Regions from separate parts of the Homo sapiens genome. Here region 2 is linked to region 1. A link is an interaction called in ENCODE POLR2A ChIA-PET data of the cell type or tissue named here. Cell type or tissue: PC-9. All regions are shown on one strand.

The links. Peaks named below come from ENCODE experiments on the same cell type or tissue, not always from the same donor. Only the 100,000 strongest peaks of a DNase experiment are listed, where the experiment ranks them.
Region 2: POLR2A ChIA-PET joins it to region 1 with 6 read pairs; 3 of 35 experiments call an interaction of 5 or more read pairs at or near these places.

The regions. Positions count from the first base shown.
Region 1 is chr1:201,795,661-201,798,160 of GRCh38, reverse strand. The region is part of intron 19 of NAV1 (neuron navigator 1); the gene reads right to left. The region is part of intron 2 of IPO9-AS1 (IPO9 antisense RNA 1); the gene reads left to right. Among named protein-coding and RNA genes, the nearest start is that of MIR1231, 12 kb to the left of the region's middle. In PC-9, no CTCF peak of the experiment used is centred here; no DNase peak of the experiment used is centred here.
Region 2 is chr1:201,596,791-201,599,290 of GRCh38, reverse strand. All of the region lies in intron 2 of NAV1 (neuron navigator 1), which reads right to left. Among named protein-coding and RNA genes, the nearest start is that of NAV1, 59 kb to the right of the region's middle. In PC-9, no CTCF peak of the experiment used is centred here; a DNase peak (open chromatin) is centred at 1,200.

The sequences.
Region 1 (2,500 bases):
TATACAGGGTGAAACAGTGAGGAATCAAAGATGATTCTCGTATTAGAGGCTTGGGCAACCAGGCAAATGATAATACCTGAGATACGCAAACTGCAGAAGGGAAAAGGTTGGCTTGTGTGTTTGTTGTAAGTGGGGTGAAGGGGATGACTTTAATTTTGGACATATTAAGTTAGAGATATCTCTATGAGGTCAACTAAGTGGAAACATCCAAACGTGGTTGGAAGTAAAGGTCTGGAACTCAGGAGACTGATATGGATAGAAATACAGATTAAGAAGAGATTGTAAAACCAATTGAGCTGATAAGTGAGCCCAGCAAGTCTGCAGGATATAAGATCAATGTGCAAAAAATCAATTGTATTTTTATACACTAGTAATCTATAACTCAAAAGAGAAATTAAGAAAACAATTCAGTTTAGAACAGTATAAAAACTAAGTTTAACAAAATAAGTACAAGGTTCATATGCTGAAAAACTGCAAAATATCACTGAAAGAAATGAAAGAATATTTAGATAAAGGCATGCCTGTTCATGGATTGGAAGACTTAACATTGTTAAGAGGCAATACTCTCTAAATTGATATACAGATTCAATGCAATCCCTAGCAAAATTCAATCTGAGATTAACAAACGAATCCTGAAATTCACATGGAAATGCAAAGGACACAGAGTAGCCAAAACAACCTTGAAAAAGAACAAAGTTGGAGGACTCACACTTCCCAATTTCCAAACTTACTACAAAGCTACAGTAATCAAAACAATGTGGTACTGGCCAAGGATAGACATATAGAAGAATGGAATAGAACTGAAAGTCTAGAAAGAAACTCATATAGAAGAATGGAATAGAACTGAAAGTCTAGAATGAAACTCATATATGTATAGTCAATTGATTTCCTAGAGTGCCAAGACAATTCAGTGGGGGAAAAAATAGTCTTTTCAGCAAATGATGCTGGAACAACTGGATATTCTCATGTAAAAGAATGAAGTTAGACTGCCTACCTCATACCATGTACAAAAATTTACTAAAAATGGAACAAAGACCTAAAACTAAAAAAAAATTTAGAAGGAATTCCAGGAGTAAGTCTTCATGACCCTGGATTAGGCAATAATTTCTTAGATACAGCACCTAAAGCACAAGTAGCCAAAGGAAAAAACTAGATAAATGATGCCTCATGAAAATGGAAAACTTTTGTTCTTCAAAGAATATTTTCAAGAAAGCAAAACAGCAACCCATACAATGAGAGAAACTATTTTTCAAATCATGTGTCTGATAAGGGTCTAATATTCAGAATTATTAAAAAACTCTTAAAGCTCAACAACAAAAGACAAATAACCTGATTTTAAAAGTGGGCCAAGGATTTGAATACACATTTCTCCATAAAGACATACAAATAGCAAATAAGCACATGAAAAGATGCTTGGTATTAGCCATTAAGAATATGAAAATCAAAACCACAACGAGATACCACCTCACACCCACTAAGCTAGCTATTACAAAAAAGAGGTCAGTAAGTGTTAGCAAGAATGTGGAGCTATAAGGGCTGGGTGTGTGGCTCACGCCTGTAATCCCAGCACTTTGGGACGCCGAGGTGGGCGGATCACTGCAGGTCAGGAGTTCGAGACTAGCCTGGCCAACATGGTGAAACCCTGTCTCTACTAAAAATGCAAACAAATAATTAGCTGGGTGTGGTGGCGGGCACCTGTAATCCCAGCTTCTCAGGAGGCTGAGGCAGGAGAATTACTTGAACCTGGGAGGCGGAGGTTGCAGTGAGCCAAGATTGCACCATTGCACTCCAGCCTGGCCAACAGAGTGAGACTCCATCTCAAAAAAACAAAAACAAAGAATGTGGAGATATCGGCACCCTCATATGCTGCTGACAGGAATGTAAAATGGTGTAGCTGCTCTGGAAAACAGCTTGCCAATTCCTCAAAAAGTCAAACATAGAGTTACCATATGACCCAGCAATTCCACTTCTAGGTATATACCCCAGAGAACAAAAAACATATGTCCACACACAAACTTGTACATGAATGTTTATGGCAGCATTATTCATAATAGGCAAAAAGTGAAAACAACTCAATGCCTACCTATCAACTGATGAACAGCTAAACAAACTGTGGTATATCCACACAATGGAATATTATTCAGCCACAAAAAGGAATGAAGTGTGGATACATGACACAACATGGATGAGTCTTAAAAACACTTTGCTAACATGGTGAAACCCCATCTCTACTAAAAATACAAAAATTAGCCAGGCATGGTGGCATGCGCCTGTAGTCCCAGCTACTTAGGAGGCTGAGGCAGGAGAATTGCTTGAACCTGGGAGGCGGAGGCTGTGGTAAGCTGAGATCACGCCACTGCACTCCAGCCTGGGCAACAGAGTGAGACTCCGACTCAAAAAAAAAAAAAAAAAGGAAAATAAGTACTAAAAATTGTAAGTTGGATTTTGGAAAAATGGGAGTCACTGGTGACTGCAGTGAAAGTGTTTTTGGTAGAATGAT
Region 2 (2,500 bases), 200 kb after region 1:
CAAAAGGAAGTCCTCCTCTAGCCATAAAGATTGGGGTTGGATACAAGAAAATGACATGAGGAGGAGCTGGGAACCTTGAATCACGTGATCCAAAGAGAGTGTGACCTCATTGTCCCAGAGGGTTCTCCTTGCAGGGTTTTGCCTCCTGGGGGGCCCAACCTGGCCAGCTAAGCCCAAGTGGGGAGGCTGTCAGGGTGGGTGACTGTCAGCAGGCAGAGATCTGGCCTTATGCCTCCCCATATGCTAAGTGGGGCCAACAAAAGTCCTGTCCCCACTAGAGGCTCCAGAAATGTTTTCTGAATGACAGGCAGCTCCTTCCTGATGCCAATGCCCCACCTGATAATGATCATCTGTCCAGAGGCAGGGGGAGGGATGTCATGGCCTCTGTATAGCCTATCAGCTCCAGGGTAAGCCACAGAAAACAATAACACCCCCCTCCCACTTACTTCTGTCCCCAAACTGAAGACTCGGGTTCCTCATGGCCGGGACCCTACCAGCTTGTAGTTTCACAGCCTTTTTAAAATGGCAACACGATGACTGCCCTCACCCACTGCTTTTACTGCATCCATTAGCTCAGCTCCTTCTAGTCGGGGGAAGGCAATTGACAGATGATGAACTTGAGGTTTGGAGAGTGTGAGAGATTGTCCAAGGTCACAGCTCCACCCCCTGCTCCTATTCCAGGCGAAGCACATCCAGTTGGTCCTGTGGTCCTGCCAGTTTTCTTGGCCCTTGCTCTCTGGTCTTACCACCCTAACTCAGGCAGTTCCGATTCCTCACCAGGACACACACTTTGTTCTCCCGGCCCCACGCCGCATGGCCCACTCACACCATTTCCACCCTGAGGCCAAAAAGACCTGATCGAATTGTGGTTCTGATAACGACCCTCCTACGGGGTAAAATCAAGTTTCTTGGGGGTCCTCTAAGATCCTCCAGCACTTGATTCCTCCCTATTTCCCAGACTCATCTCTCTGCCCTGCCTCATTCTTTATCTTCAAGTTTTACTGAATAGTTTATCATTTATCCACACACCACGAGGTTTCAAGCTTATCCTTAGCTAATTTCTATTCATCCTCCAAGCTCAGCTCAGACGTCATCCCTTCCAGGAAGGCCTCTCTGACCTTCTGTAAGTGGCCCTGAGCTGCCAGAGCACTGTGTACATAGCGTTGGCTGCTCAGTCACCAGGTATACCTGGCTCATCTCCAAAGCTGCCTTCTTGAAGAACACTTAGCTTTGGCCACCTGGCGCCTGGTATCATGCCTGGCACGTAGTAGACACTCAGTATATATTGGAGGCATTGACGACATCTTGACGCCCAGGCATCCTGCAGCTGAACTCCCTCCCCTTGCTCCCTGGCCAAGGTGGGTGGGGCCTACTTCCCCGACTCTGCTCTCTGGAATCTGGGGCAATGGAGTTGGGCAGGAGATGGCACACCTCACAGGGGAGGGGCCTGCCTCACCTCGTCACACTGGGCCAGGACATCACGGGCACAGCAGGAGGAAATGAGACACAGCTGCCAAGGAAACAGACCAGGAAATCTTCCCCGCGGAACAGGAAGCAGGTGGAGCATGGGGGCTGAGCTTCCGCAGGAGTGTGAGGGAGGAAACCCGGCTCCTGTGCCTCAGGTCCTCCCAGCTTGGCCCTCAGCCTGGTGGAGCAGGGGCTCTGCAGCCTGTGGGAAGGGGTCCTTATGGACTCCCAGCTTGGCCCTCAGCCCGGTGGAGCACGGGCTCTGCAGCCTGTGGGAAGGGATCTTTGCAGATCCTCTTCTCAGGCTTTAACCAGCGGGCCCCAGGGGCATGTTAGGAGATTATGTGATAGTCTGTAGTTTGCACAGTGAGCCTTGACCAGGAAGCCCCCAGGAAGACAGCTTAGCTGTCTTCAGAGTGAGGCCGGAGGGGAAGAAGGAGAGTGTAGGGGGGTATTTGGCCAAGGCCAATGTGTGTGAATCCTGAGAAATGCTGGGTGCCTTAGCTGGGTGAAGGCTGGGAAGCCAGATGGGACTGCAGAAGACCTAGAATGCTCCCTCTCCTCAACCCCCTTCACTGATTCTCCTCTTCGTCCTTAACTTCTCATCACAAGATCGCTTCCTCAGTGACCATTTCCCTAACCTCCTAGACTAGACCAATGTTCTCGTTGCTTCTCCCTTGTTAAAACCCACCCTGCCAGGCCAGGCACGGTGGCTCACGTCTGTAATCCCAGCACTTTGGGAGGCCGAGGCAGGAGGATCACTTGAGGTTAGGAGTTTGAGACCAGCCTGGCCAACATGATGAAACTCCATCTCTACTAAAAATACAAAAATTAGCTGGGTGTGGTGGTGGGCACCTGTGATCTTAGCTACTCAGGAGGCTGAGGCAGGAGAATTGTTTGAACCCAGGAGGCGGAGGTTGCAGTGAGCCGAGATTTCGCCATTGCACTCCAGCCTGGGCAACAAGAGCAAAACTCCATCTCAGAAACAAACAAACAAACAAACAAACAAAAAACAAACAAACTAAAAAAACAA